Regions from separate parts of the Homo sapiens genome. Here region 2 is linked to region 1. Evidence: read pairs that join two places in POLR2A ChIA-PET (ENCODE). Cell type or tissue: HCT116. All regions are shown on one strand. Each heading gives the region's core, and the rest is flanking DNA. Links, peaks and the distances in the headings are about the cores only. Region 1 overlaps EZR (ezrin). Region 2 overlaps SYTL3 (synaptotagmin like 3).

Region 1 (10,652 bases), core at 1,629-9,628:
ATATCATAAATACTTCATCACCAACATGCTTCACTGAAATGTGCAGGTAATTATACACAGAAACTTAAGTTTAGTAACTACTTAGTAAACTTAGTAACTACACACATAAACAAAAGTAAGGGACAAGGCCAAGATGGCTTATTATATGCTAGAGTCGGTTTTAATTGTAGGCTCAGAAAAGATAGGGAACTAAAGGCCTATAGATTAAACATCACTATTCACCTGGAATGCATGGTTGTCTCTGCAAATTTAGAAGCCTGTGAAGAGTTTTTCCTTTCTTTTTTTCTTATTTTTTTTTATTATACTTTAAGTTTTAGGGTACATGTGCACATTGTGCAGGTTAGTTACATATGTATACATGTGCCATGCTGGTGCGCTGCACCCACTAACTCGTCATCTAGCATTAGGTATATCTCCCGATGCTATCCCTCCCCCCTCCCCCCACCCCACAACAGTCCCCAGAGTGTGATATTCCCCTTCCTGTGTCCATGTGATCTCATTGTTCAATTCCCACCTATGAGTGAGAATATGCGGTGTTTGGTTTTTTGTTCTTGCGATAGTTTACTGAGAATGATGATTTCCAATTTCTGATCTTGGGAGTGAGAAGGTGAGTCTAGGAAACAATGAGGCTGAGGTGGGTGGATCACGAGGTCAGGCGACCAAGACCATCCTGGCCAACATGGTGAAACCATCTCTACTAAAAATACAAAAATTAGCCGGGCATGGTGGCGTGTGCCTGCAATCCCAGCTACTCGTGGGGCTGAGGCAGGAGAATCGCTTGAACCAGGGAGTCGGAGGCTGCAGTGAGCCTACATGGCGCCACTGCACTCCCAGCCTGGTGACAGAGACTCCATCTCAGGAAAAAAAAAAAAAAAAAAAAAAAAAGGTCGAAAAATTTCTTTGCTAACCTGTTTTTTAGAGGACATAAGACATAAACCATACTTAAGTCTTGTGCCATTGCTGAGATAAATTTTTGCCCCTAGTTAAGATCACATGAGCAATATTATACAATGTTAAAGAACATTTCTCCTGTAAGAAACTTCGATTAGACAAGATTTGAACTCACCCCAGTCTTTACTTTTGCCATGTGTCAAAAATTAGCAAGACCAAAGTAGCTTCTTTTAAAAAATCCAAACTAAATCAGTAATCTTACAAAATTTGCTTAAATAAGCAAACCCTGCCAAAACTTTTAAAATCACCATTTCTGAAATTATACTAAATTAAAATTAAAAAAACTCTTCAATTTATACTGTCAGTATCAAGTATGTTACATCTGAAATGGCATTATAATTTGTACATCATTACTTGACTGGAAAAGACATGGTGTACATTTTACAACCCTATCACTCACCCCAACCCCAACCCATGGTTTGCTGTATTTCCTTCCCCCATCCCTGCCCACAGCCCCAGTATGTAGATTGATCTCTTAAAATGGCTAAAGCCCTACCCAGTAGATGCCCCTTATTTTGTTCATTTCAATTTTCAAGTCTGAGAAAATCGCTATTAAGACAATGACCTGTTCCCAGTTGGGTCACAGCACTGTGCCCCATTCCTATGGGCCCCCCAAAACATTGGGAATACAAAGTAATAGTGGAAAAAACTGGGAACAAATCGTTCTATGTGTTTCCAAGTCAGCTGCAATTTTGAGTAGTGACCTCCTTTTAAAACATGTGCATGGAGGGTGAGATGGCCCGGGTGGGGCCATTTGATGAGATCAAATCAGTTACTCATTTGATCCAGAGCACAAAGGTTGCCCCAGCAGCAGGGAATGGGGGACCTGCCCTCGCCCTGAGATCCTCCCACCTCAACACTCAGGCACTTCATGACGAGCAAAAGTAAAGCATCTCTCCCTTTCTACCCTATAACATGCTTTTTAAAAGCAAATATTCTATTATGGAAAGTTGAAAACATTCATAAAAGTAGAGAGAATAAGTAGTACCATGATCCTCCACACTCTCTTTTCAGCTTCAACACCATTCTTTCTTCTACTCTACCACTTTCACTTTTTTTTTTTTTTGCTGGCATATTTTAAGGCCCTCATTCATTATTTCACTTGTAAAAACTTCAGTATATTGCTCTAAAGCACTAAAAAAAAAAATCACAATACCATTATCACATCCAACATAATTTAAAACAATTCCTTAATACGTCAAGTTCAGTAAATATTATTCAATTTTCCTCCATTTCTTTGAAAATGTCTTTTTGCAGTTGATTTGTTCAAGTTATATAATGCACCTTGTTATCACACTATTTCCACATTGCCTTGTTCAGCCACGTTCTAAATAAAAAATCCAGTTTTCTCACCATTATCTGTCTAAATCCATTTAAGAGTCTCACCCAAACAGCAATGGATTATGTAAGCAAATACTTCAACATCCCAGCAGCCAACACCCTTAATTATTTAACTGAGGCAATGAAACACACCTTAATGAAAATACTGTACCAATATACACTACATATATGTTTACAAATAAAGTGATTCCAATCTCATATTTATGTGCTAAGCTTTAACCAAGTGACCTGTGGTTCAATTTTCTCTTTAAAAACATAACAGGCCAGGCGCAGTGGCTCACGCCTGTAATCCCAGCACTTTGGGAGGCTGAGGCGGGCGGATCATGAGGTCAGGAGATCAAGACTGTCCTGGCTAACATGGTGAAACCCCGTCTCTACTAAAAAATACAAAAAAAATTAGCCGAGTGTGATGGCTGGCGCCTGTAGTCCCAGCTACTCGGGAGGCTGAGGCAGGAGAATGGCGTGAACCCGGGAGGTGGAGCTTGCGGTGAGTCCAGATCACACCACTGCACTCCAGCCTGGGCGACAGACAGAGACTCCGTCTCAAAAAAAAAAAAAAAAAACAAACAAAAAAGACAAGGCTGGATCCCAAGACATATTTTATAAGAAATTTACAGATGAAGTAATGGTGCAATAGGTAAAATACTATCAAAACAATCATTTCCCTGAACCACAGCACCTGAGAAAGGATGGAAGAGTAAGTGGGTTTGGAAATGATGGACTTATCACCAAACCCTTGCAAAAACAAGTTCTTGAAGAAAGACCATCATGGTTCACTGTCCAACCCAAAAGTGATTTACCAGAAAACCAACAAAAACACATCACAGTGGGCCCACTCCTAAGTCACTCTGCCCAGTGGTTTTAACGCTTCAAAGAGTCAGTAAAGAATGAAAGTTAATTCTAGCTCTTGCCAAAGCCTAGGTGAAAATTTACAGTAGCACGCTCACCACCCCCTGACGATGTATTAGACATGTGTCTTTCCCCCTGCAATATAAGCTTCTTGAAAGCAGGTCTTTCTTTCAGGAGGGGCTGAGGAAGGCACGGCTCCCTTTACAACTCCAAACAGAAAGCCCATTTTATTTAGTCAGACCAGCATCTCCTTTCCAGAGCATTTTGCCATTGAGGAAAGGTGGGACAATGTGCATTTCAGGCTCAAATACACATTAGCAGGAAATGGGTTCCACCATTCACTGGATGTGACTGTCAACCAAGCAGGTGATAATCCTTTAAAAGCCTCTTTTTGTTCACCAATGTCTCCCCAGTACCTGAAAACCTGGCACAAAGTAGGTGCTCTATTTGTTGAATGAATGAACTTTATGCAGGGTGGTTGTACAGGTGTACCTAACATCAATAACTTAAGAAGAATGCGTGTGTGGAGTTCCGAGCTAAGGAATCCTAGTGGCCAACCCTGAAATCAATTCCTTATCTATGGGGAACATCTGAACCCCCAGCCCACAAGCACTTTAAGGCTGCCAGGTGGAGGCTGTTAGGGGGAGTATGTTAAGTAAGAATGCTGTGTAAACTGCATGCTTTTTCCAAGCTTTCGGGAAGCAGTTGCTGTTCTGTCCAACCCACCACCACTGGACTGTCCCATATGTAAATTTCCAATAAACCTGATGCTATCCCTGTTGAAGTCAACAGAGGTCTAGCAAGACAGCTGTGTTCATCGTGGCAGCAAAAGGACAAACAACAAGGTTACATTTACTTACTACATTATTTCATCGGGCTGCTAAGTTAGAGGAAAAGAATGACCATCACGAGCTAGTAAAGCTTTTAATCAGATTAGAATTTTATCAGGTACAAGTGGAACCGCACAGCCCTTACTGACCAGGGCCAGGCATAAGGCCAGGTGCTTCCCATGTGCCATCTTAGCAGGCATCCCAGGCGGGCACGCAGGATCTTGTTTACAGATGAGGAGGCAGAGGGAGGTGAAAAAACTTGCCCAAGATTACCCACTAGGAGGCAGGTATGTTTACCTATTTGCTCGTCCTTCTTCCCTCTATTTATCCTGCCAATAAACAAGAATTTAAAGTTTGCTATAAAATAATAATGCTAAACAACAAACAAACAAACTTGGGCCAGGCATAGTGGCTCATGGCTATAATGCCAACACTTTGAGAGACTGAGGCAGGAGGATGGCTTGAGGCCAGGTGTTTGAGACCAGCCTGCACAAAACAGTGTGAAACTTCATCTCTATAGAAATAAAAATAAAAAGATTAGTCAGGTGTGGTAGTGAGCGCCTGCGGTCCCCCAGGAGTTCAAGGCTGTGGTGAGCTATGATTGTACCACTGCACTCGTGCTTGAGCAACAGAGCAAGACCGCATCTCAAAAACACAAAAACAACACCTATCCTCTTGCTTTGCTGCCAGAAAAGACAAAAAGCACAAATAAACAAGCACCTGACAGCGTTATAGGTGGAGACCGAGTTCTATGAGTGCAGTAAAGTGGGGCACGGCACAGAGATGGAGCTGTACTTTAGACAGGGTGTTCTGAATCAGGAATGGACTTACAAAACATCTGCAGTCAGAAATTCACATACAGACTATAGTAGATCAAAAGCTCATTTTAAACTATCAATGAGGAAAAAAGCAATTCATTTACATAACATTCTCTTTCCAACTCAAACATCAGGTACAAATTGCTTTCTTTTAGCATATGCCAGAAATCTGTCATTACACAATAGCTTAGCAAGTGTGACACAAGATACTGCCACTTTCTCTACACAAAGACCCACCCAAACACCAGCTTTGTTTAAAACATTACCTCAGCACCACGATGCCTCTCCTCAGTAGTTTCTGAGTCCATGCTCAGAGTCCATGATGTGCTCAACATTGGCTAACAAAACACATTCTGTTCTTTGAGAACAATTTTTTAAAAACTGGAACCAATGGGGTGGATCTGCTTCCAAATATTAGTCCAGCCATAAAATATATACAAGGTTAGAATAAATGCTTAACAATAATTATTTTTATGCTAGAAGCAGGAGTTGGTCCATTTGTTTCTCTAAAGAGCCAGCCAGTAAGTATTTTAGGCTTTGAGGGTCTTACTTGGAGTCCGTTGCATATTGTTGTTTTTAAAATCCTTCAAAAATATAAAAACCATTTTTAGCTGGGAGACCAAATAAAAACAGGCCACAGCCAGACTCGGCCCTAAGATGATAGTTTACCTACCCCATCCTAAAGTAAAAACAATTATTTACAGTATCTGAAATGACAACTGTCCACACAGGCAGTTTAAAATTGATCTCTCAGGCAAAAATGGAAAACAAAATTAGGTTGCAGAAGTGACTTCTAACTTAAAAATATGAGCAAAATCTGATATACTGACTACTAGAGTTTGATCCTCAGGTGATACTGGTTCCTCTCCTATCAATAAAAGGTGGGTCATGGTGAGATATTTTTTATTTTGCTTTTAAGGTTTTGTTTTCAAGTATATTAGATTAAAAGGATAACTTAATGAAGTTTTACATTTCCTTTGAAACAGCATTACTGTTTGCCTGTAAGTGTTAAGAACGGGTTAATGAATAAAGGAAAACAGAACTGACCACTGCTGACTGGGAAGCCCACATCCCTCCACACTTACCCAAAGGATCTTACCAGCCGGGAGGCCCTCCCTGGTCTCCAGGGCACACTTCTCTTCTGTGAAGACCTCTATCATGCACTACACTGCATTGTAATTGCTTACATATCTGCTTTCACTAGGAGACTGAGAACTCCTTAAAGGCAAAACCAATCTTATTTTTATTGTCCCTGCACCAAGCACATAATGGGATATAATAGCGCTTCAAAACATGAAGGTGGTACCCATGTGACTGATAAGGGAATTCCGACTAGAACACACAGAGAGAGGATGGACATGAGACAAAATCAGAGTCCTCCCTTTTACTAAGATAACCCAAACTGTTCATATTGCTTTTTCCTTGAGAAGACCAATGGACAAACTTTACCCGTTTATAGGAACCCAGAGTTTTTACCTAACAGGGTTAAGTTTGAAAAACATTTGCGGGGTAGGGAAACACAAAAGAAACACATAAAGCTTACAGCATCTTAAGATGAGTTGTTTGGATTTCACTGATAAAAACTTTGTCTCCGTTTATCTTATGTAACATTCTTTCCACTTAAAAACTAACTCCCATTTTACGGCTGACGAAATTTAGGTTCACAGATGCTAAATGGCTTCCCCAAATACAGGTAAGCAGTAAATTAGCTATGAAATTCTCTTTATAGCTCTTTGTGGTTTCATTTTGAAAAAAATTATGTGTATTAACTATATCAAGCATTTCAGTCAAAAGTCTCTAAGTCACATTATAGCACAAGGGTTTTGTTTGGTTCTGAAAACTACCCAAGTCTGGAAAAATCTTTTTATGTCAACAGGCATGGATGGTAAATACATCAGAAGGAAAATAATGCAAACTTTGGTCTTTTCAACACACATTTACTGCTGAAATTAAAAACTAATTGGAGTACTTGGGGAGTCTCAAGGTAGTTACTACTGAAATGAAATAAGGGATAATTCAAAATGCATTCACTGACTTTGAAAGCAGACTGAATTTCACTGCTTCAGAATAGAGCTGAAACATCTAACTACCATTAGAAAGCAGACTGAATTTCACTGCTTCAGAATAGAGCTGAAACATCTAACTACCATTAGAAAGCAGGTATATCAAACCACCCTAAGAATCTCCAAATTGTCAAAGAGATATAAAAGTTTAAGTTAAAAAAATTAAGAAAAAAATTATAGTTCACTAAATGATACTGTTTTCCTTTCCCAAACTATAATTATTCAACATTTGTTAGAAATCACATTATCAGCCAGGCATGGTGGCTCACACCTATAATCTCAACATTTTGGAAGGCCAAGGTAGGAGGATAGCTTGAGCTCAGGAATTTGAGACTAGCCGCCTGGGCCACACAGTGAGATCTTGTTTCACAAAAAAATAAAAAATTAGCTGGGTGTGGTAGTGTGTGCCTGTGGTCCCAGTTACCCAGGAGGCTGAGGTGGGAAGATCACTTGAGCCAAGGGTGGGGGCCGGGGCACTGAGGCTGCAGTGAGCTGTGACTGTGCCACTGCACTCCAGCCTGGGTGACAGAGTGAGACCCTGTTTCCAAAAAAAAAAAATTCACATTATTTCATTAACAAAAGAGGCCAGTGTGGAAGGAATAAAAGAGGAACAAGGAATGGGATCTCTTACTTCCCTACCATTTATAGGGAAGGTCTAGCCTCTTTTTTTCTCTTTGAAAACAAAGAGCCAAAATGTGAGAGACCACTGGGCACTGCCAAATGAAGCTGTTACTGGACTCCCTGCAGAGAGAAACTCAAGTCAGAAGAATATTATGTTGAATGGCCTGCCCAAGTATAGGTAAGCAGTAAATTAGCTATGAAATTCTTGTTTTTATGGCTCTTTTTCACAGAGTCATCCTAGCCCCTATTCGAGTCCCAAATACCAATAACAGCACTCCTGGCATTTCAGCCGGACTGTAAGGCGGCTGGGCATCAAGTGACTGCTTTCACCCAAATGGGTGCTCTGAAATCACACTGGGCTTGATTGGGGTGCAGGAGAAAGGAATATATAATAACTGCCCTTTTCCTATTGAATCAGCAGTACCATCTGGAGAGCTTATTTAAAACATAAGCACCCAGCCTGCACCTCACCCTAGAGATGGAAGTCATTAGTTCTTCAAGGGACCCAGGAATCAACAGTCTCCAGACAATTGTGTACACAAAATTTTGAGAACACTGCACTAAATTAACCCTTCCTCTTAACTTTAGGTATGTACGGTGTGTACATATACTAGGGAAAACAAAAAGCTACTGAATTATTTGGATTTAAAAATAACGTAGTTTAAGGAGTCTGGTCCTTTAATATTTTGGGGGGCAGTGGATGTAGTAATGAAAGAAGGCAAGGACTTTTTTCATCAACGATTGTCACAAACTTATTAACATGTAACAACAAATCCAGACTCCCCACCTTCCCCCACACCTGGTCCTTCTCCAGGATTACTTACCTCAGCGATGGCACCACCACACATCCACTTGCGCAAGCCAGAAACGAGAAGTCAGCCTCGACACCACCCTTGGCCCTGCATATCCAACCCATCACCAGGCACTATCAATTCTACCTCCCAAAGAACTCTCAAATGCATCCACTTCTGTTCCCACCACCACCACCTTGGTCCAAGCTATGAGCTCCCTCAATGGTCTACCATAACTACCCTTGCTGTCTCCTGCCTCCTGTGATTTTCCTATTACAGATCACAGTCAACTTTTCAAAAGGCAAATCTGATCATGTCACCTCCCAGTCAAAACCCCAAGTTAAACTAAAAAACACCCAAGAATGGCTTACAAGGCATGGCCTGACCTGTCTTCCTCTCTAGCCACATTGGGCTTCATGTGAAACCCCAAACTCACACTACTTCCTCCCACCACAGGGCCTTTGCACACGTTGTTACCTCTGCCCAGGGAGGTCACGTCCTCAAGGATGCCTTCCTGACCTCCCCTATTTGCACCCCCACCAGCACATACACACTTCATCTACTCTCAGGCCTCATGTACCCCTCTTCAGGCATACTCTCTGAAGCTGCAGTTTTACATTTACTCTGGGATTGCTGTCTGTCCCCGAAACCAGACTGTAAATCCACTGACAGGGACTGTGTCTGTGAACATCCAAATACATTCATTGTGCCTTACAGCGTGATCATGGCAAATCACTCATCCTACCAGCACCTCTCACTGCCACATGGCAAAATGTTAGCTACCTAATTCACCACTGCCCCTCGTGGAGGAGGAGGGGTGGAAACAGATGCTACGCATCCTCCTCAATTGCGAGGGGATTGTGAGGGGGGAGTACATTCAGTAAACTGTCCCTGTTAAAATATTTAATAGAAAAGGTTATGTATTCCCAAAGAGGCAAGGTAATCTCAGAAATTACCTTAAAATTTTGGCACAGTAGAAATGTGAACACACTTTCAGAGTTTTCCTAATGAAAGGTAAACCTGCTTTTGTATTAGAAATGTCTATAACACTTCAGAAATGAACAGGTAAGATGTGTTGGAGCCACTTAAAGGCAGTTCAGCTCTATGGTTCTCATGACAGCTTAAAGAGATCTCAGCCCTGAACACAATCCCCTTTTCCTTCCAGAGCTTAACTACAGCAGTGTTCCTTGCTCACTCCCCATGCCTTCTTTCCACTGGGCAGAAGAAAGCAAGTGTGGGAGAAAGGCGCTCCGCAGTCACCCTAACATGAAGGGGCGGGCAGAGAGGATGCTTCCGGGACCAATGATCTGAGCACCAACTCCTACAACTCTCCCTAGATGGGGCAGACCCACAAGGCCACACAGCACACCATGTCCTGGGGACTGGCCTGAACAGAGGCCAAGGCTCCCTCTGGAACCCCAAATCACCCTCCTTGGACGTCAGCCAGTCACACATGAATAGAGTCCCTAAGCAGCTGTGGGAAAAGCAAAACCAGACAACAAACCACAGCTGTTCCTCCCTGTGGAGTGCTGCCGCGTGCGCCCCCCAGCCCTCAAGCAAGATTCAGCTGAAGTGTTACTTCTCAATACAGTCTGCCAATTTCCCCATCAGATGATTTTCCTTTCCCCATCAGATTTTCCTCTCGACGTTACCTAGGCTCTTTCCCAGTCTGACAGCACTTAGCGGGTTTTCAATTTCAGCATTTACCCCGCATCTTGGCCCAGGTACCAGACACTAAGCTTCCAGAGAACAAGGTCTGCCTCGCCCTCTGTGCAGGTCACTCCGCTTGCTGATGAATAAAGTCTTTTTTTTTTTTTTTTTGAGACAGAGTCTCACTCTGTCGCCAGGCTGGAGTGCAGTGGTGCAATCTCAGCTCACTGCAACCTTCACCTCCCAGGTTCAAGCGATTCTCCTGCCTCAGCCTCCCAAGTAGCTGGGACTACAGGCATCCATACCACGCCCGGCTAATTTTTGTATTTTTAGTAGAGATGGGGTTTCACCATGTTGACCAGGATAGTCTTGATCTCTTGACCTTGTGATCCGCCCACCTCGGCCTCCCAAAGTGCTGGGATTACTGCCATGAGCCACTGTGTACCGCCTCAGTCTTTTAAGTAACTGTTGCTTTTGGGAAACAGTATTAGGAGAAAACACAGGAAATGAGTATTTTCAGTTATACTGTTTTATGAATAAAGTCATCCACTCACTCAGTTCAGGCAAATCAATCAAAAATACTTTGCCCGTTGAATTCAAGGGTTAACAGTTGCAATGAATCAGGTGGAAGGCCAACTACTCAGAGGTATCCATCCTTTAAGTGTGTTTGCCCCTTAATCCAGTTGTTAAACATTAAGCCCAAGAAAACCACCTAACATTCTTCGCTAACATTCTTAA
Region 2 (10,652 bases), core at 1,688-9,687, 120 kb before region 1:
TGTCCCCCTGTCTGATTAGCTCAGTCGACTGTAGCGTCTCAGATATGGATATTTTGGGCCCAGTGGTAACGGGCTGGAGCATGTGAGAGAGGAGATGAGCTGAAATGGGTCACTCACCAGAAAGGCAATTCTGCAAGTAAGGTGCGTTTATCAGGCGGGGGCCTTGTAATTCCTGCCCTTTGGATTTGCTTTCTGTCCCCTCCTCTAAGGATTAGACCTTGTTCTGTTTGCCAGGACTGAAGAGGCATCTTTAGAAATTGAATATGGAGAGGTGCAGCCCTTCAAAGGCATGGGAATTTACCACCCATGACTCCCTCTGGACTTGCCCTGATTTTTTATGTTCTGCTTCCCACAAGTACTCCAGGGGAAAACTTCTGCCTAGAGGCTGAGACTGCCTTAAGGTGTTTTGTGTTGATGTAGGGGATTAGATAATTGAGTTTCTGACTTTATGGATGCAAACTTTTCCCTGTCTTTGTAGAGACATATCACAGTTGTACACTTTATATATTTTTGGCTCTGAATGGTAATGACTGATTACCAAAATTCTGTTATAGGCCAGATGCTGTGGCCCATGCCTGTAATCCCAGCACTTTGGGAGGCCAAGGCAGGTGGATTGCTTGAGCTCAGCAGTTTGAGACCAGACTGGGCAACATAGCAAAACCCCGTCTCTACAAAAAAAAAAAAAAAAAAACACAAAAATCAGCCAGGTGTGGTGGCACGTGCCTTTAGTGTCAGCTACTCAGGAGACTGAGGTGGGAGGATCGCTTGAGCCCGGGAGGCAGGGATTGCAATGAGCTGAGATCGCGCCACTGCACTCCAGCCTCAACAACAGAGCCAGACCCTGTCTCAAAAAAAATTATGAAATTCTTAAATGCTCTTTCTATATTTTCCTTGTTCTAGTCACTAAGTATTGGTAGTAATCATTTATGTACTAATCAGAAAATAGTAGTGTCTAACCAGATGAAGGAGAGAAAGTTAGTTGATATCTTCTCACAATTACTAGCACTTCATAGAGAAAGATAGCATATTTTGAAAAACGTGCAGATTGGCATATATTTGTGATTTTACTTACATTAGCAAGCATTAATTTTCTAAAAAATCCACTTGAGTTCATGTATAGCCTGAAAGAACCTAATGGAGAATTTATTTCAGTCAATACTGTAATTTATAGAAGAGAATCAGTCATGAGTTGAAGTTTTAATTTTTTTCTTAAATTTGCATAACAAAGGAATTGGCCAGTTTTGTGGCACATTATTTTAAGGATGTGAAGATCTTATAATATTTACATGTTTGCCTTTTTATATCCTAAAAGGATATTAACAATTCTGCCTTTCTGAGATTGAGGTTGAGTATGGATTCCCCCAGAAAACCAAGAGGAAAACCCATGTTAGGACGTCAGTTTGGAGCAGTTAGCGTCTCGAGTGCCCTCTGTGCTGTCATGCATGTGACTAAGATGGTAGGAGTTAAAGTCCTGCCGTAGGGAGCTGCTGTCAGACCAGTGGGCCAAACAGGGCTCCTTTCCCATGATTCACAAGTGGTCTGCTCAGGTGGATCGCCTGAGGTCAGGAGTTCGAGACCAGCTTGGCTGACATGGCAAAAACCTATCTCTACTAAAAATACAAAAATTAGCCGGGTGTGGTGGCGGGCACCTGTAGTCCCAGCTACTCTGGAGGCTGAGGCAGGAGAATTGCTTGAACCCACGAGGGGGAGATTGAAGTGACTTGAGATCGTGCCACTGCACTCCAGCCTGGGCCACCAGAAAAACAACAACAACAACAAGAACAAGTTGTCCACTCAGATTTAAGCCCCCAAATCTCCATCAACACACATTGATCCCATATTCCATACTTCAGGTCCTCCCAAGAATCTTCTCAGGTAACCCTGCTCTGTGGGCTCTTGGAGAATGTTGTAAACACAAACTAACCTTAGCTTAACCTACAGCTGATCTCCCTCCAAGCCCAATGCATAACATCGAGTTTTCCTGTAGCCCATCACTTGTGCCAAGAGCGTCCCACAGTTGACATGATACATTGGTCATTTGTGGTGATGTTGAGATGGAGGCCTGCTCTGTCACCCAGGCTGGAGTGCAATGGTGCAATCTCGGCTCACTGCAACTTCCGTCTCCCAGGTTCAAGCGAAAATTCTCCTGCCTCAGCCTCCCGAGTAGCTGGGATTACAGGCATGTGCCACCATGCCTGGCTAATTTTGTGTTTTTAGTAGAGACAGGGTTTTGCCATGTTGGCCAGGCTGGTCTCGACTTCCTGACCTCAAGTGATCCACCCACCTTGGCCTCCCAAAGTACTGGGATTACAGGCGTGAGCCACCGCGCCTGGCTGATACATTGGTCATTTTGATGATAATAATTTTGTTTCTCTTTGTGTATTTGTTCACAAAATATTAAGTACTGGATTCGTGCTGGGCACAAGTATATGTTAATATGCTTAACATTCACTTTTTTTTTTTTTTTTTTTTTTGAGACGGAGTCTGGCTCTGCCGCCCAGGCTGGAGTGCAGTGGCGAAATCTCAGCTCACTGCAAGCTCCACCTCCCGGGTTCACGCCATTCTCCTGCCTCAGCCTCCCGAGTAGCTGGGACTACAGGTGCCCGCCACCATGCCTGGCTAATTTTTTGTATTTTTAGTACAGACGGGGTTTCACCGTGTTAGCCAGGATGGTCTTGATCTCCTGACCTCGTGATCCGCCTGCCTCGGCCTCCCAAAGTGCTGGGATTACAGGCATGAGCCACCACACCTAGCCCATATTCACATATTATACATTGAACGTACACATGACATGCAAGATAAAACACATAGCGGTGGGAGTTGCACAGCTTTGCTGCTGATACTGAAATCACTTCGCCTCTATGGGGAATCTGTAAATTTAAGTGTTTAAGCCAGGAAATTGATTGCTGAGGTCCATTGCAAGACTAATATTTTGTGACCTTACCTAACCCTTAAAAGGGGTAAATATAGCACTATTCATATCTTCTCTCTCTGAAGCTTCCTTTCTGCTCATTTTTTCAGGAATGTCAAAATAAAAACTGGAGAATGGTTCTATGAGGAACGAGCCAAGAAATTTCCAACTGGAGGTAAATGCTCTTTACTTTTTTAGTAAAGTAAAATGATCTATTCCTAGTTTTAAAATATTTGATGTTAAGACTTTGGAATATAAGCAACATGATGGGTGTAGTCTGCGGGCCCCTATGTCTTGCCATTCCATTTGCTGATGCTCTCACTGTAATTCACGCTGCTCATTCCCTCTGCTCGCTACTCTTCCCTCTGCTGCATTTCTACCTCTGAGGTTGGCCCTATTCCTTTTTTTTTTTTTTTTTTTTTTTTGAGGCGAAGTCTTGCTCTGTTGCCAGGCTGGAGTGCAGTGGCACAATCTCGGCTCACTGCAACCTCCATCTCCTAGGTTTAAACGATTCTCCTGCCTCAGCCTCCGGAGTACCTGGGATTACAGGCACGTGCCACCACAGTCGGCTAATTTTTCTATTTTTAGTAGAGACGGGGTTTCACCATGTTGGCCAGGATGGTCTCGATCTCCTGACCTCATGATCCGCCCGCCTCGGCCTCCCAAGGTGCTGGGATTACAGGCGTGAGCCACTGGGCCCGGCCAGGTTGGCCCCATTCTTTAAGGCTCGTGCACTACAAGGTTTCCCTGGCTTCCTGCTTCTAGGGGTGATGTCCCCTCCTCTGAAACACCATCAGTGCTGGGTTTGTAATTCTCTTCTGTAATTGTTGCAAAGTTCCTTATATTGTAGCATTGTTTGTGCACTTCTGTTTCTCTCTACAAGCAGTAACTGTGATTTTAAAATCTTGTTAGCCCATATTGCGCCAAAGCACAATACCTTGTTTATAATACTTGAGCAAGATGATTGAATCAGTGAAGACCACAGTGAGTGAAGAGCGTTTGAACTGAGCAGAGGTTGATGCTTGTGGAGTGAGCGCATGTTGCGGTAATATGGGTGGAAGCATTTTGTCCGTATACTGTGAATGTCTTATAATGAGATGTTGACCTAAAGAAGGAAACTGAGGCAAAACTAATACAGGTGGAGAGTTTATCTGGGCCAAGGCTGAGGTCTGCAGCCCAGGAAACACTTCCAAGGGCTCTGGAGAACAAAGGAGAGAAGGGTGAATCAGGAGAGGGGCGATTACAAAAGCTGGTTTTCAGGAATTCTCGTGGGTTTACGGAAATACCCGTAATTTATTCATGATTCATGATTGGCTATCCATTGCTGAGCTATAGGCTGTGGGTGATGGTGTCCAGTGTGTGGCATTGTTAGGATAATTTATGGCTATTGGTGGTGACACTCAATCTAGAGTCCGTAGAGCAAGTGGCTTTGAAATGATTAGCCCAAGTTGGGGGACGTGATTGCGGGCTCATTTCGGTGTCTCTCTAGGCCTGATACTTTAAAGGAGGCTTGTGTTTCTTAGATTAAAAGTTTATTTTCTTTTTCAAAAGTATTTGCAATGTATGTTGTGCCAGTGTAATTGGTAGCTGGGACCTGGAACTGTGGAGAGAATGATTTGTGCTTTGATCACAGAAGAGCTGTGATGGGGCATCAGGACAAAGGCGCACACAGGCACCGTCACGGTGGAGTGCAGGCAGGTGCTGTGGGAACCACATCTGACTATATCAGGGATGCGGGCAGCACCCCTCCTCTGTGATGTGATGTTGGGGACCTAGACTCACAGCCTGACTCAGAGGGCAGCGGTGGCTCTTTTCTAGAAAAAGTGGCAATTTGCAGGTAGGGAAATAAGCCATAGAACCTCACCCAAAAGTTTGTTGGCAGTAAAGGAAGCCATTCATTTGGGTTGATATTCAGCTTTTATAAAGGGTGGATTTGCCCAGGTGTAGATTTGGTTGGTACTAAATTATCCCATGGTTTATATTCCTGGCTCTTCTTAAAAAAAAAAAAAAAAACGCTGCTTCTGCCAAGTTTATTGGAAACCTGGAGGAAAAAACTAATACTAAGGGTCATGTCAGGCAATGGAATGAAGCAGGGTTGCTGTTTCCTCTAAGCCAGTGTTTCTCAACAGCTTCTTACCGCCACCCTCTCCCCTACCCCACATAGCCTTTTTAGAGACTTTTTCAAAGTTGCTACCATAACCTTTTGATATCACAGATATCATATATCTATGTACTGAGGCCTTTTGGAGAGCCACAGACGGTTGAAATAGGTAAGATTTGCTACCAATCTTTGTCCCCTTAGGGGTGCCGTCATCCCATGTGGAATGTGTGACCTTGGCAAAGCAACTGCAGCACAGGACTTTTCTCTGTTTTTATTGCTTTTATGTCTCTCTCTCTCTCTCTTTTTTTTTTTTTTTTAGATGGAGTCTCGTTCTGTCATCCAGGCTGGAGTGCAGTAGCATGATCTCAGCTCACTGTAAACTCCTCCTCCTGGGTTCAAGGGATTCTCCTGCCTCAGCCTCCTGAATAGCTGGGATTACAGGCACACGCCCCATGTCTGACTAATTTTTGTATTTTTAGTAGAGATGGAGTTTCACCTTGTTGACTGGTCTTGAACTCCTGACCTCAAGTGATCTGCCCACCTTGGCCTCCCAAAGTGCTGGGATTACAGGTATGAGGCACTTCACCCGGCCACTTTTGTGTTTCTTTAAAATACTTTTTTGACCGGGCCCGGTGGCTCACACTTGTAATCCCAGCACTTTGGGAGGCCGAGGTGGGCAGATCATCTGAGATTGGGAGTTCGAGACCAGCCTGACCAACATGGAGAAACCCCGTCTCTACTAAAAATACAAAATTAGCCGGGCATGGTGGCACCTGCCTGTAATCCCAGCTACTCGGGAGGCTGAGGCAGGAGAATTGCTTAAAGCTGGGAGGCGGAGGTTGCTGTGAGCCGAGATCATGCCATGGCACTCCAGCCTGGGCAACAAGAGTGAAACTCCATCTCAAAAACAAACAAACAAACAAAAACAAAACCTTTTTGTTGGTGGGCTGGAGCCTTCTTCAGAAGGTAGACTCTACCCTTTTCCACATCAATTCCTAGCTTATAAACAGTAGTGCTGTAGGAGGTGAAGTTTGTCATTTCTCAATGCCAGCTAAGTGCAGACATCTGCTTCACTCAAAAAGTTTTCTACGTCGTTAGAAGTTCTAGCATCATTATTTCAGGTAAGTAGTTTTCATGTGTGCATGAATGTATGTGTGTGTGTTTGTGCACACACGTTACCATCTTGTCATCTTTTCAGCACTTCATGTCTCCTGAGTGAGTGGGAGAAGTATGTTATCAAGGTGACTTAAGATAAAAAGGGAATTAGGAAAGAGGTGAGACTGATGTCTTAGGGTTTTCTTTCTTGCCTTATAACTTTAAGAATAAAAACTTCAGTAAGGACAAACAAACCAGGGTCAGGAAGATCAACCTCAGCATAAATCATTCTTTTTTGCTGATGTCGTTTCTATCAATGTATAAAATAAACACCAGAAAAGCCCTAACTTTCCCTCCTTCTCTACAATGCTTCCTCAAATGCCAGGGTGCCTCATTTTCCCATTGTCCTGTTTCAGTAGAGTTGGGGTAAGAGGCATGGAACTATGGGGGAAAATGCCAGGTTAGGAGCACACAAGTAGTGCTATGAGCCAGACCAGGTTGGGTGGAGTTTGCAGCGGGTGCGTCAGGAAAGGTAACAAGGATCAGGTGACAGAGGTTTAGGTGGACAGGCAGGAATTCCACCACGCTCCTATTTGTGGCCCTAAAAGAGAACCAGGTGCAGTCATTGAGGAGTTGAATTGAATTTGTGCTGCAGCAGTTAAGATCCACTTAGGGAAATAGAAACTGTCTGGTTATTTGAATAAGAATTTACTTTAGGGATTGGTTAGACAGGAATTGGAGGCAAAAAGGGAATAGTGAGAGAACAGAGCTAGCAGCTGCAGGAGGCAGACACCCTCCGACCCTGTTGAGCTGATGCTGGCCAGACACAGGTCGGAAGGAAGGCATGAGCCCCTTCTCCCTCCTCCTGGCCCTGGTCTCCCTCTGGAAGCCCCCACTGGACCCTAATAGGGAGGCAACTGCAACCTCAATTCTCTGATGTGTTCCGGAAAAAGTGGTTTTGCATGTTCTCTAGTGTTTTTGTTGTCATGGTACCGGCAATACTCTTTCCAGCCCTCTATATCCTGAGCAGAAGTTAGAAAAACTAGATGGTGGTTTAAACCACAAAAGTGTACAGACAGCTCCAGTCTGTGCCTCTTTCCACGCACTGGTTATCTATTGCTGTATAGCAAATTCCCCTCAAACCTAGTGACATAAATCAAGTAACATTCTTTGACAGTTTCTGTCTTCAGTGGAAGGCTCGCCTGGGGCTGGGGGATCTGTGCTCTTGGGGCTTACCCTCATACCTGGCCAGTGACTGCTGGTATTGGGAGGAGGACTTGGTTCCTCACCATGGGGATATCTCCACAGGGCTGCTTGAGTGTCCTCATGACATGGCGGCTGGCTTCTCCCAGGGCAAGTGATCCAAGAGAGAGAAAAGCAGAGCCCACAATATCTTTTATGGTCTAGCTTCAGAAGCCACACCCTGTCATTTCTGCTATGCCCTATGGGTCCCACAGGTCAGCCCTAGTCAGAGAGGACAAAGGGTCTGAATATCAGGAAGCAAGAATCACTGGGACCGTCTGTGTGCTACCAAATCCTGTGTTCCTTGTCTTGGGAGAATGGCGACACCTCTCACTCTGTCTCCAAATCCACAGACCTGAGAATCAAACTTGACTCCTTTGTTCCTCATTCTGCCGCTACATCTGGTCAGTCAGCAAATCCTGACATTTCTGCCTCCTGAGTCTCTGGAATCTTCCTCTGCCCTTCATTCTCACTTCCAACGTAGCAGCTCCTAACTGCTTCCCCCTTGGTCCATCTTCTATTCTGTGAAGAGAGGGAGCTTCCTTTTCTCTTTGAAAGGAAGTTACTTACTTTCTGATTACAGAAGTAATGCAAACCTTGCAAGCATTTGGGAAACACAGAATAGTATTTAGATGTAATGGAAATACTACCACAATCCCAAACTACTGTAAATTACATGCACGTGTACACACCTGCACACTCCCAGCCTTCTTTCTAGGTAAGCCTGTGTATATGTGTGTGCACAGATAGACTTATCCAATTTCAAATGTATTGTGATCAGACTCTATGTGGTTTTATTTTGCTTTTACAATTCAACTTGGCATAAACATTTTCCTATGTTATTAAGACTTCTTCCAAAATGTATTGATGACTCCATAAAATACACCAAATATATGCACTATAGTTTATTTAACCTGTTCCCGAGTGTCTGTGAGTATATCACTGTATTTGATTTTTCATGTTATAGATAACTCTGTGATGAACGTCTTGTACAGGTATTTTGACATGTCTGTTTATTTTTGGGGGGTAAATTCTTAGAAGAATGATTGGTCAAGTGTATGAATACTTGAAAGGCTTTTGATGTTTTGCCAAATTACCCTCTGGGAGTGTGTGCTTATTTACAACAGGCTGGCAGGGTACACAAATTTCCTTCTTCCCACACTCTGGCCCCCATTACATTCTGAGCTTTGAAGCATGATTTCAAATTACATTCACGTAAAAAACTAGACGCCAGGCTCAGTGGCTCATGCCTGTAATCCCAGCATTTTGGGAGGTCAAAGCAGGAGGATCGCTTGAGCCCAGGAGTTCAAGACTAGCCTGGGCAGCATAGTGAGATCCTGTCTCTAAAAAAATTAAATGAAATTAAAAAATTAAAACCTAGAAAATGAAGAAAATCATAAAGAGCAATGTTAAAAATACAGCAGCTTCACCCAGAGAACAATTGTTGACATTTTAGTATATATTATTTCTGTTCTTTTGTGAGTGTATGTATCTATGCTTGTGGGTGCATATCTGTATGTGTGGATATATGTGTGTGTATACACACATATACATAGACTTTTTTGAAGTATTTAGGTTGAACCATAAGAAATTGGTATTTTTAGGCAAAAAATTATTGAATAGAGGCAATTTCACATGAGTCAGGCTAATATATTTACATAATTGAAATCAAATTGTATGTACAGTTTTATCCTAATGTTTCTTCATGTAGTAATTTATAAGGAACATTTTCAGTGTCCATAAATATCATTGGCTATATGATTTCTGATGAGTGTATCTCACCCCGTCATAGGAATGTGTCATCATTTGTTTAACCAAATAACTATTGTTGGATAGTTAGGGGATTTCCAGCTTTCTGTTGCATTTTTGAAAGTTTATAAGGTTATTAAAATGAGAATAATGCAAAGAATATCCTTGTAGATATCTTTTTGGCACATCTCTGAATATTTCTAGAAAGAGAACAAGATGAAGGTTAGGAATGTTGCCTCCTTTAGAAAGGGTGTGGAATTATCCTTAAAAATAAACCAACATGCAAACCAATAGATAACTTTATCAGTTTGGCAAAACAACATTGGTCATGCAAAATGGTTTTCTCATCGTTTTGATTTGAATTCATCTCATCACGAATAAGATTGAGTATCTTCCACTTTTCAACCTTCTGTAGATGTTCTTGGTATGTGAAGGCGATTAGTCCTTTTCAATCATGTTAGTTGCATGTTATCTTCCTAGTACATGGCCTTCTTTATAATTTTGTTTTTAACACAAAGAAGTTTTTTGTTTGCTTGTAGGCAAATCTCCTTTTCCCGTATAATTTCTTTTGCTTTTATGCTTCGAGACTTCTTCCTTATCCTGTGATAGGTTAAATATCCACATTAATTTTCTTCTAATTTTTACTTAACTTTTTTTTTTTTTTCCCCTTGAGACAGAGTCTCACTCTGTCACCCAGGCTGGAGTACCATGGCGCAATCTTGGTTCACTGCAACCTCCACCGCCTAGGTTCAAGCGATTCTTCTGCCTCAGCCTCCCAAGTAGCTGGGATTATAGGCACATGTCACCATGCTCAGCTGATTTTTGTATTTTTAGTAGAGACGGGGTTTCATTATGTTGGCCAGCCTGGTCTTGAACTCCTGGCCTCAAGTGATTCGCCTGCCTTGGCCTCCCAAAGTGCTGGGATTATAGGCCTGAGCCACCATGTTAACTCTTTACAATCATCAGGAGGCCCTATCTAATTTTTTTTCCTCCCAATCCTTGATGTTCCTGGTACCATTTGTTACATAACCATTCCCTTTCCCATTGCGTTGTAACCCAGGGCCACTGATTGGCACAGCGTGGGGCACCACTCTCCTTGTGCCCAGCCCTGCGCTCCAGCGGGTGCTGTCTCATAGAGGACACACGGTGCCCTCTCCTTCACCTGCAACTCTTGGCAATTTGGCCCTAGCCAGATTTTGAATGTTTGAGAGCAGGAGCTATGAGTAAAGGAATAAGTGAATAAATAAATTGAGCAGGGATCTGCTCATTTGGCCACAAAAAGTGCTGTTAGAGGGAGTAGTGTCCATTGTCAGTGCCCAGCACTGAGTAGGCACCTTACAAATGTAGACATCCTTCCCTTTTTGACACGGGGAAACCTAAAGCTAAATGTAACATTCAGTTGCAGTAATTCCAGGAATCATTACACCCTCTGCACCCAGTTTCCTTTTTATTAGCTTTTACTTATTTCTCTTTTGATGATCTTATTGGATATGTGCAATTTAAGATAAAATGCCCCCCAGATTTCCTTGGAAGTAGACATGCTATAAGAATCTA

Evidence for each region. ChIA-PET counts read pairs that join two places held together with the same protein. Peaks named below come from ENCODE experiments on the same cell type or tissue, not always from the same donor. Only the 100,000 strongest peaks of a DNase experiment are listed, where the experiment ranks them.
Region 2: POLR2A ChIA-PET joins it to region 1 with 17 read pairs; 6 of 35 experiments call an interaction of 5 or more read pairs at or near these places.

Annotation. Positions count from the first base shown.
Region 1 is chr6:158,804,478-158,815,129 of GRCh38, forward strand. The region is part of intron 2 of EZR (ezrin); the gene reads right to left. Among named protein-coding and RNA genes, the nearest start is that of EZR-AS1, 8.2 kb to the right of the region's middle. RefSeq lists an enhancer at 8,741-8,790. In HCT116, for the core only: a CTCF peak has its summit at 4,270 (motif pointing right); no DNase peak of the experiment used is centred there; H3K4me3 peaks cover 4,288 bases; H3K27ac peaks cover 8,000 bases.
Region 2 is chr6:158,679,904-158,690,555 of GRCh38, forward strand. SYTL3 (synaptotagmin like 3) reads left to right here. Exons shown (of 18, transcript NM_001242394.2): 6 at 3,022-3,086. Among named protein-coding and RNA genes, the nearest start is that of SYTL3, 35 kb to the left of the region's middle. RefSeq lists a silencer at 7,140-7,340. In HCT116, for the core only: no CTCF peak of the experiment used is centred there; a DNase peak (open chromatin) is centred at 6,608; H3K4me3 peaks cover 651 bases; H3K27ac peaks cover 1,918 bases.